Regions from separate parts of the Homo sapiens genome. Here region 2 is linked to region 1. A link is a loop called in an ENCODE intact Hi-C map of the cell type or tissue named here. Cell type or tissue: heart left ventricle. All regions are shown on one strand. Each heading gives the region's core, and the rest is flanking DNA. Links, peaks and the distances in the headings are about the cores only. Region 1 overlaps GALNT17 (polypeptide N-acetylgalactosaminyltransferase 17). Region 2 has its middle 430 kb from the start of MIR3914-1.

The links. Hi-C counts contacts between places; a loop is a spot of excess contacts. Peaks named below come from ENCODE experiments on the same cell type or tissue, not always from the same donor. Only the 100,000 strongest peaks of a DNase experiment are listed, where the experiment ranks them.
Region 2: it touches region 1 in a loop (2.6-fold over the local background); 3 of 110 quality-filtered maps call a loop at or near these places.

What each region holds. Positions count from the first base shown.
Region 1 is chr7:71,411,542-71,416,914 of GRCh38, reverse strand. It overlaps GALNT17 (polypeptide N-acetylgalactosaminyltransferase 17), which reads right to left. Exons shown (of 11, transcript NM_022479.3): 4 at 852-1,026. Among named protein-coding and RNA genes, the nearest start is that of MIR3914-1, 110 kb to the right of the region's middle. In heart left ventricle, for the core only: no CTCF peak of the experiment used is centred there; a DNase peak (open chromatin) is centred at 2,184.
Region 2 is chr7:71,730,645-71,736,017 of GRCh38, reverse strand. No RefSeq gene overlaps it. Among named protein-coding and RNA genes, the nearest start is that of MIR3914-1, 430 kb to the right of the region's middle. RefSeq lists an enhancer at 2,566-2,755. In heart left ventricle, for the core only: CTCF peaks have their summits at 2,357 and 2,565 (motif pointing right); DNase peaks (open chromatin) are centred at 2,577 and 2,822; H3K4me3 peaks cover 304 bases.

The DNA of each region.
Region 1 (5,373 bases), core at 198-5,197:
AATTTCTCACATTCTGTTCTTTTCACCTGGAAAAATATCAGGGCCTATCTGCAGAAAATGCGCTTCACCTTCCTCCGAATGATGTGAAAGATAATCCCATACATTCTGGGGAGCTTTACCTGAGTAGTTAGAATTATAACTATATCTCTTTTCTCACAATGACAGACAACCATCCTTCCCTGCAAACAGAGCAGCAAAGAAGGAAAAGAGAACAAGAAAAATATGACTGTCTTGTACCATTTGCAAGGATTCTGTTGAGTTTTATCTAATTGATACACCGTTTTCTTTTTTTCTTTTTTTTTTGAGATGGAGTCTCTCTCTGTCACCCAGGCTGGAGTGCAGTGGCGCGATCTAGGCTCACTGCAACCTTGGCATCCCAAGTTCAAGCGATTCTCCTGCCTCAGCCTCCCAAGTAGCCGAGACTACAGGCGTGCTCCACCATGCCAGGTTAATTTCTGTATTTTTAGTAGAGACAGGGTCTCACCATGTTGCCCAGGCTGGTCTCAAACTCCTGACCTCAAATGATCCACCCACCTTGGGCTCCTAAAGTGTAGGGATTACAGGCGCAAGCCACCATGCCCAGCCTGATAAAACATTTTCACTGGGGATTTTGATGACGATGATGATGACGATGATGCCAATGATGGTGAACTGAACAGACGGCAGACAAATTTCTCCCTGCTCCCTAGCTTTATCCCAGACAATGGTCTCACTTTCTTCTTTGACGAGTCTCTCTCTAGTCTCCCAGTGCCACTACAGGTAACAGGTGAAATGTCCCACCTCCCAGATTCCAGCCCCTCTCAACCACAATGCAGGTCTTGAGCACCCCTGAGTTTCAGCTCATGACCTACCAGCCAGCGGTGAATTCCACGTGGGCATCAAAGAAGCCAGTGACCTGCCCGGTAGCCACCTTCCAGCCCTCAATGCGAGCGCGGATCAGGCCTTCCCTCTTCTGATTTCTTACCACCTTCACCAGCCCGGGGTAGCGTTTGTGGACATACTCCTCTAGGGGGACCTTCAGCTCCTCTGCAAATGACAAAAATGCAAGAAGGTCTATAAACATGTCATTTCAAATTTGCATCTAACCCACTGCAATGCCCACAGATCTTCAGGGAGTTCAAAGATCTCAAAAAAAATCGCATGTTAGTAATTCTGGCAGAAAAGAAAATCTCATCAGTCTAGGAGTCAGAAGACATCTCTGATGCATTCACCCAGGACAGCTATCTTCTGACAGTTTGCAATCCGTACAGCGGGATGGGAACCAGGCCTGGCTTTTATATCCCGGCTGCTATGAGCCGGCAGACGTCCTTCAAGATTCCTTTTCTTAGTGGCCCTTCCTCCAAACTTGGCCAGAATCCTTGTCCGGTTTATCAAATTCTATATGGGCTTTTCCATCTGCACACAGACTCGTTCTTACAGTACGTGCCTTGGGATGCAATGTAAGTCTTTGCTCAGTAGTAGAAATGCTACCTTGGAGGCAGAACTAATGCTACCAGGGATTGAATACCCTCCCTTCTGCAACAAGCAGGTGGCAAAGTGCTTCATTTCTATGAGCTAATTTTATCCTTGCAGAAACCCTAGGAGGTTGCTAGATTAATTTCATTAATTAACTAAATTAATTCTATTTTGCAAATGAAGACATAATCTTAGGGAGGCTAACCTGTTCCAAGGTCACATATGGGCTAACGGGAGAGCTGAAACACAACTCAACTGAATCTAACTCTATAGACATAAAGACTGATACTTGGCTGAGTGCAGTGTTGTGCACCTGTACTTCCGGCTACTCGGGAGGCCAAAGCAGAAGAATCACTTGAACTCAGGAGGCTGCAGTGAGCTATAGTTACACTACTGCACTCCATTCTGGGCAACAGAGAAAGACCTGGTGTCTAATTTTAAGAATAAATAAAACTAAAGGCATTTAAAAAAAAAAAGTGATACTTTGTGTGCATAAAAATCACCAGGTATAGGGAGGAAAAGGAGGGGCTAACAGGGAGGGGATTCTTAGATACTTGCACTCCAGGTACATGTCCTGCATGGGTGCTGGGGGACTCAGGGACATGTCACTAAAGGCCACAGGTCATGGAATGCTACAAGGGGAATCCCGCCTGCTGACCAGGGTTGGCTTGTGACTGCAGGAATCTCTGTAAGTTCAGGGAGAATATTCTGAATGCTGAGCGCTGGGCACCATGCCAGGAGTTCTGGAGGCACTGTTACCTCTTAGCTGCCACGTGACCTGCAACTTAGTCGTGGCTCTTCCCAGGAACAGGATGTCAGCTCCTGGCTACATCACTCACCACATCCGGGTATCAAATGAGTTCCTCATTTGTTAAGAAGTTGCGAGACTTCAGGGAAGATATATGGGTAGGGATTGGCAAGGTTGGCAAAAGAAAGTGTGGGTCATTACCACTGGCCTTCTCACATCTAAAGAGCTTTGGGAGGTATTAAAGGAGTAAAAGGATAAGGCCTAATCATTTGGTACTAGCCTTATGGCTGCTACAACTAAAGGAAAAGCTATATAGAAAGCACTCAATATGCATTCAATAAATGGTAAATCTAATAATAATTGGTTTATCATAATTATTAATGTTGATCAATTACATAACTTCCTATGAACAACAGATTGTCTTTCTAACTAGCCAATATCATTTTTATTTTTATTTATTTTTACGTTTTGAGACGGAGTTTCTCTTTCGTTGCCCAGGCTGAAATGCAGTGGCGCGATCTCAGCTCACTGCAACCTCCACCTCCTGGGTTCATGTGATTCTCCTGCCTCAGCCTCCCGAGTAGCTGGTACTACAGGCATGTGTCACCACAGCCGGCTAATTTTGTATTTTTAGTAGAGATGGGGTTTCGCCATGTTGGTCAGGCTGGTCTCGAACTCCTGGCCTCAGGTGATCCACCCACCTCAGCCTCCCAAAGTGCTGGGATTACAGGCATGAGCCACTGTGCCTGGCCACCAAAATGATTTATAAAGTCTAGGGCCTACTGTATAGCAGTAGACACCATTCTCACTCTTACAATGTACAGGGATACACTGTTCCAAACAACAGTGTATGGAAACATCAAGGTAGATGCCACCTCCAATGATCAGGGTTTAAGAACAAGTGACACTGAGCAGGCTTCCTTCCCAGTCCCTGCAGTGTGATTCTGGACTTTATAAGATACTGAGTTGTGCTCTGGCCTGTGCTCAAAGACAATTCAGACACAAGTGCTCCCTCAAGATGCTTACAATCGAGTTAAGGAGATGAGATACGTTTAAAAATTATAGGAAGGCGCACTTTGGGAGGCCAAGGCAGGTGCATCACCTGAGATCAGGAGTTTGAGACCAGCCTGGCCACCATGGAGAAACCCTGTCTCTTCTAAAAAAAAAATACAAAAAATAATAGCTGGGCATGGTGGCGGGTACCTGTAATCCCAGCTACTCGGGAGGCCGAGGCAGGAGAATTGCTTGAACCTGGGAGGCGGAGGTTGCAGTGAGGCGAGATCGCACCACTGCACTCCAGCCTGGGAAACAAGGGCGAAACTCTGCCTAAAAAAAAAATAAAATAAAAACAAATTATAATATTCAATATTATAAGGTAAATGAGGCTAATGGCCCCCACTCGCCCAAAAAAAATGGTCACGGAGGAAGAGTGCTGTGAGGAGTCACAGACAGAGAAACTGTTTTGGCTGGGAGCATTAACGGAAAAAGTTGTTTAAGTTATGCAGCAGATCTGGACGTGAGCTCTCACTATTCTAAAATACCACACCAAAAAACACCTAAGTGAAAAATTGGATCTACTTAGATGACAGTATCATGAGCATCAAAGTTTCAGTCTAGGAAACTGGGAAGATGCCATTGATTTATTTTATTTTTATTTTATTTTCCTTTTCAGATGGAAGCTTGCTCAGCCACCCAGGCTGGAGTACAGTGGCGTGACCTCAGCTCACTGCAACCTCCACTTCCTGGGTTCAAACAGTTCTCCTGCCTCAGCCTCCCAAGTAGCTGGGACTACAGGTGCCTGCCACCATGCCCGGCTCATTTTTGTATTTTTAGTGGAGACAGAATTTTGCTATGTTGGCCCTGCTGGTCTCGAACTCTTGGCCTCAAGTGATCCCCCTACCTCAGCCTCTTAAAGTGCTAGGATTACAGGCGTGAGCCACCACACTTAGCCAGATAAGATTGATTTAAAAAGAGAAAAAGAAGAGAAGAGAAGAACAAGTTGATGAGTTTCTCTGAGGACAGGTTGAGGGGGCCAGAGGACATTCTGGGGTAGGCAGCTGAACCACGACAATGGTCTGGAGGTGAGAAAACAGGGCAGAGGTGTCAGGCACTGAGTGATAAGAGATGATGTCCTAACATGGAGAAACCCCGTCTCTATTAAAAATACAAAAACTAGCCGGGTGTGGTGGCGGGCATATGTAATCCCAGCCTCTCAGCGGGGCTGAGGCAGGAGAATCGCATGATCCTGGTGGGGCGGAAGTTGCAGTGAGCCGAGATTGCTCCACTGCTCTCAAGCCTCAGCAACAGAGCGAGACTCCGTCTCAAAAAAAAAAAAAGGGAGATGATGGCCTAGGAGAGAAGGTGACAGTTCCAGGAAATGCAGGGAAGAAGACTTAGAACCACACGTTGTGGAACACATGTATTTAGGAGGCAGGAAGGAGGGCTAGTGAGCAATCATGGCTCACTGCAGCCTCGACCTCCCGGGCTCAAGCAATCCTCCTGCCTCAGCCTCCCGAGCAGCTGGAACTAAAGGCGTGCACCACCATGCCCAGCTAATGTCTTTTATTTTGTACAGGGCTGGATAGAGAATGTAGAAGGAAGAAGGGCTGGAGAAGCCATACTCAAGGCGGTACAGACGGGACTCCAAGGAGGAAATGAAGTTCTCAAACCTGAGAGCCCAAGAGCATCATCTGCAGGTGTTGAAACAGAGTCCAGCACTTTACAGGATAATGCTCCTATGACACCAGTTCCGAAGCATTATCCTGTGAAGTGTTTGGCAGAGTTTCTGGAAGAAGGATATGTGCATTCATTTTATAAATATTTAAAGGAGCCTCTGTGGGTGAGAAGGTTCAGAGTCCCTGTCCTCCAAAAGCTGCTCAACCTCCAGGGTCAGGAAAGTCAAATGCATTAGAGAAAATGCAAGCTGAGAATGGTCCGTTGATCAAGACAAACAGAAGGCCCCTGATAGTACCAGTGAGAAAAAAGAAATCCCTGCAGATGCAGCTGTCTCCTGCAGGGGCAGGGTCAATACAAGGAGAACTGGATGAGTGGGACATCTCAAGAGGGACTTCCAGGAAGCCTGGCTCTGGTGGAACACATCTGAGACAGCCTAAGAGCATTAGGGTGTTGAGATTTGAAAACGGAGAGAAACCGAAGAAGAGGTGGGGTGC
Region 2 (5,373 bases), core at 280-5,279, 320 kb before region 1:
ATTTCTCTCTATGGTGTTCATGGGGCCCTGAATGCCATATTTAAACTTAGAGTTTTGCTGAAGCACACAGCCCTGTCGTAAAAGCGATTGTATGCAGATTAGGGTTTCCCTGCTCATGCTTGCCTTTGGGATGTGGGCCACCAGGATTGGCCTTTGCTTGAGTGTCCTGATGGGCAGAGTTAACCAGCTCCTGGATGGCTCATGACCTCAGCGCTCTCGTGATAGCCACAAGAGTTGATCCTTGCTCTGCAACCCAAAGACTTGATCTGTTGTATCTGAAGGATATGACCACAGAGGTGGGCGTTTATTTTATTTTATTTATTTACTTACTGAGACAGAGTCTCACTCTGTTGCCCAGGTTACAGTGCGTTGGTGCAATCCTAGCTCACTGCAGCCTCGAACTCCTGGGCTCAAGCCATCCTCCCACCTCAGCCTCCAGAGTAGCTGGGACTGCAAGTGTACACCACTATGCCCGGCTAATTTTTTTATTTTTGTAGAGATGGAATCTTGCTATGTTGCCCAAGCTGGTCTTGAATGCCTGGCCTCAAGTGATCCTCCCACCTCAGCCTCCCAAAGTGTTGGGATTACAGGTACGTACCTTTGACCCAGTATATGGCAAAATTTGAAGCTTAGAATCAAGAAAGCTGAAAGCAAAGACAAAATGGGAGGGTTCTGTTATCAGGACAGAGTCTAGAAAACCCCCTGCAGAGATTTCGCCAGGGCGTGGCTGAATCACTCTGGAGCACATCCTAGGTGACAAACAGGCTCTCATACCCTCTTCTGACCTGAGCCCCCTCCAGGGACCCAGGTATGAAAGGTGGCTGTGATAACCCAGGAAATGAGCCTGGGATATCGTCAGGTTACCTGGGATAGTTAAGAGGTCTGGGGTGGACAGATGGAATGAGATAAAGTCCCTTGCATGGTATCCAGCATGTAAGGCATTTTGGTTGCTATTCTTTAAAAATGGATTACTGTTACTATTCTTAGTGACCAGGGGATCCATACTTTGAATTGCTACCTGCCTTTAATACTTTTGGGGGTTTCACCTCTGAGGATGGTGTCTGACATCTTGCTGTGCCCTAGCAAGGTAAGATGTGAGCAAGAACGCTACCTCGGCGGCTTCTTTTATTTTTAAAATTTTATTTATTTTTTAAAAATAAAGGCCAGGCACGGTGGCTCACACCTATAATCCCAGCACTTTGGGAGGCCGAGGCGGGTGGATCACAAGGTCAGGAGTTTGAGACCAGCCTGACCAATGTGGTGAAACCCCATCTCTACTAAAAATTCAAAAGTTAGCCAGGCATGGTGGCGCACACCTGTAATCCCAGCTACTCAGGAGGCTGAGGTAGGAGAATCACTTGCACCCGGGAGGCGGAGGCTGCAGTGAGCCGAGGTCGCACTACTGCACTCCAGCCTGGGAGACAGAGTGAGATTCCGTCTCTAAAAATAAAAATAAAAATAAAAATAAAAATAAAAATAGAGATGAGGTCTCGCTATGTTGCCCAGGCTGGTCTCGAACTCCTGGCCTCATGTGATCCTCTCACCTTGGTCTCCCAAAGCTCTGGGATTATAGGCATGAGCCATGGTGCCCAGCCCTCTGCAGCTTAACAAGTTCATGGGACTCATCAGGGCTTCATGTGTAGGATTCAGGGAATCTATGAGCTTGGATGGGAAAATTATTCCCTTTGTTTCGTTTACCTCTAAATGAAAGATAACATTTCCTTTAATTATGAATGTAAACAACAAACCACTGTAGACAAAACAGAACCTGACCTTTTGTCACCAACAGAAATCACAGATTTTTTGTCAAATTATAGGTGCTGCAGAAATCTTGTAATAACATTGATGCTCATACAACTTTGAAATTATAGCGAGTAGACCCATCACTTATGGTCTATTTAATGCATTAATCAAAAGTACATATAGTTCTAATAAAGTATACATTATTTATTTATTTTCTTTCTTTCTTTTTTTTGAAAAGATACAAGTTCTCACTTTGTCTCACAGGCTGGAGTGCAGTGGTGCCATCATAGCTCACAGCAACCTCGAACTCCTGGGCTCAAGTGATCCTCCCACCTCTTGGGTAATATCTTTATAGCAGTGTGAGAAAGGACTAATAACATTTCACAGTCTTAAACTCTAGATTTTTTTTTACAGTGATGCATTTTTTCACTTCAGCCTCCTAGGTAGCTGGGACCACAGGTGGGCCAACATGTCCAGATAATTCTTTTTTTTTTTTTTTTTTTTTTTTAGAGATGGGGTCTTGCTATGTTGCCCAGGCTGATCTGGAACTCCTGGTTTCAAGCCGTCCTCCTGCCTCTGGAAGGCCCCCAAATGCCTGGAGGTACAAGGCCAACCCAGGGCTGGTACCATGCGTCGCAGCACAGGCCAGGTCATAGAAGGGAACGTGTTCGCTAGCTCTGGTCTCCTCTGACCACCCCTCATCCCCATCCGCATCGCTGCTCCGCCGGGGAGAAATCAATGAAGCCTCACAACCCTCCTGCTTTCCTTCATTTCAGGGGAAAGGAAGCAGCGGAATCAAGGCCAGGCGCCAGCAGGGGGCGCTAGAGCATCGGTCTTCAGAGCCCGGCTTCCCAGCTGAGCTCCCGCGCGGGACGTCCAAGGAGCAGACACCTGCTCAGGGCGCCTCCCTCCTCGGGGGGCCTGCGGGTGCTCCAAACACCCGGCCAGACCTAGCCTTGGGCAGCCTAGGCCGCTTCACAGCTTGCTGTCGCTGTATACCTTAAAATTTGCATTCCCTTCAACAGGTTAGGTAGGACATTAGGGGGAAGCCACGACCAGAATGCAGTTCAGATTTCCAGCGGGGGCGCTGCGCCTGCAGGTGCTGGGAGAGCCAGCCCGCACCCCTCCCTTGCAAGACTGGCACTCCCTGTGTCTCCCTCTCCCTCCCTCCCTCCCTCCTTCCCTTGCTCCCTCCCTCCCTCCTTCCCTTGCTCCTTCCCTCCCTCCTTCCCTTGCTCCCTCCCTCCCTCCTTCCCTCCTTCATTTTTCTTCCCTCTTTCCTTCCTACTTTCCTCTCTCCTTCCTTTTCTTTCTCCTTCTCCCTTTTCTTTCTTTTTATCCTTCTTTCCCTCTTTTATCTTTCCTTCCTTCCTCCCTTCCTTCCACTCTCTTTGGCTTTCTCTGTAAATATTTCTCTCTTGTCTCTATTTTTCTAATTCCTTATTTATTTCTCCCTGTCACTCTGTACTTGTTTCTCTGTATCTCTTTATCTCTTTTCATCTCTCCTGTCCCTTTCTGCCTCTTTCTCCTTTTCCCTCTCCCTCTCTCTGTTACACACACACACACACACACACACACTCATGATTTTCTCCTAGGCCTGCAGCTCTTTGAGGCTGGAGGCCAGCCCTGCAGCTCATGAAATCCGGGAATCCGCAGGGATTGCAGTGGGTGGGCAGCCTCTTTAATAATTGCTTCCATAGTCAAATACTGCAGGCCCTTTTGTGACTCCTCCTCCAGGCAGACTCACCACAGGGCACAATGCAGCCTGCATTGTAGGTGGTGGTGTGCAAATCCACAGGTGCTAGCATCTCACAGAACATTCTCCTTCTACCACCAATGACCCGAGTCACCTGGGATAAGGTACTGAACCTCTCTGGGTCTGTTTCCTTGTTTAAATGGGCCTCTCCAAATTAGATTAAATCTTGTATCTAAACAGGGGTCTTGTGAGACTACTATGTGTGGAAGACAGTGTGGGGTTTTTGATTTGTTTTAGTTTGTTTTTTGAGATGGTCTTGCTCTGTCGCACAGGCTGGACTGCAGTGGTGCTATCATGGTTCGCTGCAGCCTGGATTCCCTGGACTCAAGCGGTCCTCCAACCTCAGCCTCCCGAGTAGCTGGGACCACAGGCATACGCCACCACACCTGGCTAATTTTTTGTATTTTTTGTAGAGACGAGGTCTCACTATGTTGTCCAGGCTGGTCTCAAACTCCTAAGTTCAAGCAATCTGCCCACCTTGGCCTCCCAGAGTGCTGGGATTACAGGCGTGAGTCGTCCTGCCCTGCCTGTAGACAGCTTTTGAAATGGCTCCCAGCGACGGCTGCCTCTTGTTGTTCACACCCCTCTATAATCCCCTCCCTTTGCGATGGGCCAAACTGAGAGACTCACTTCTAGCAAAAAGATTATGGCAAAAGTATGGGATTTCACTTCTGAGATTTGGCTACACAAAATTGATTTCCGTCGGGCCAGCTCTTCTCAAAGGTGCTCCTTGCTCACGTGCTTTGATGAAACTGTACTGTCATGAGCTGCCCTACAAAGAGGCCCACATGGTGAGGAACTCAGGCCTCTGGCCTCTGGCCAACAGCCAGTAAAGAACAGAGGGTCTCAGGCCAACTGAATCATCCCAACAATCGTGAATCTTGGAAAGGAATCTTCCCTCAGTTGAGCTTTCAAATGTCTCCAGCTGTACCCGACATCTTAATTGCAGCCTGGGAGAGCCCCTGAAGCAAAGGACTCCCCAAAGCTGCCTTCAGGAGATGACCCCCAGAGACTATGAGGTGATAAATGCTGTTGTTTTAAGTCACTGGATTTTGGGAGAATTTATTATGCAGAAATAGATAACTAACACAATATGTAAAAGATGTTGTGTTATAGCTAGAGCAGGCTAAAGTGCAGTAACAAATAACCCCAGACATGAAATGGCTCAACAAAACAATCCTGGTTTGGTATTCAGGTCAATGAGGAGGGTCTCTTTCATTCAGATATTTAGGGACTTAGATTCCTTCCCCCTTATGGCTCTACCATCCCCTAAGGCCCTGTTGTTTTCTGCATCCAGCCCAGAAGGAGAAAGGGAGCGTGGTCAAGGCAAAGTCACCCCACAAAAGCGCAGCCCCAAAGAGCTACCTGTGATATCTACTCACATTCTTTTGGGGAAAGTTATTATTATTATTATATATTTTTTTGAGATGGAGTCTTGCTGTGTCATCCAGGCTGGAGTGCAGTGGTGAGATCTCGGCTCACTGCAACCTTCACCTCCCAGGTTCAAGTGATTCTCCTGCCTCAGTCTCCCAAGTAGCTGAGATAATAGGTGCACATCACCACACCCAGCTAATTTTTTTGTATTTTTAGTAGAGGTAAGGTTTCACCATGTTGGCCAGGCTGGTCTCAAACTCCTGACCTCAAGTGATCTGCCCACCTAGGCCTCCCAAAGTGCTGGGATTACAGGCATGAGCCACTGTGCCTGGCCTCTCTTGGGGAAAATTATATCGCATGTTTCCACTTACTTTCTAAGGAGATTGAGAGCTATATCTACTGATGGTGGCTCCAATCTTAGAATGCATAGTATAGGCCTAGCCTCAAACTACTCAATATATATTGGCCCTAGGGAGTCTGGCCCTACCTAGGTTCTTCGT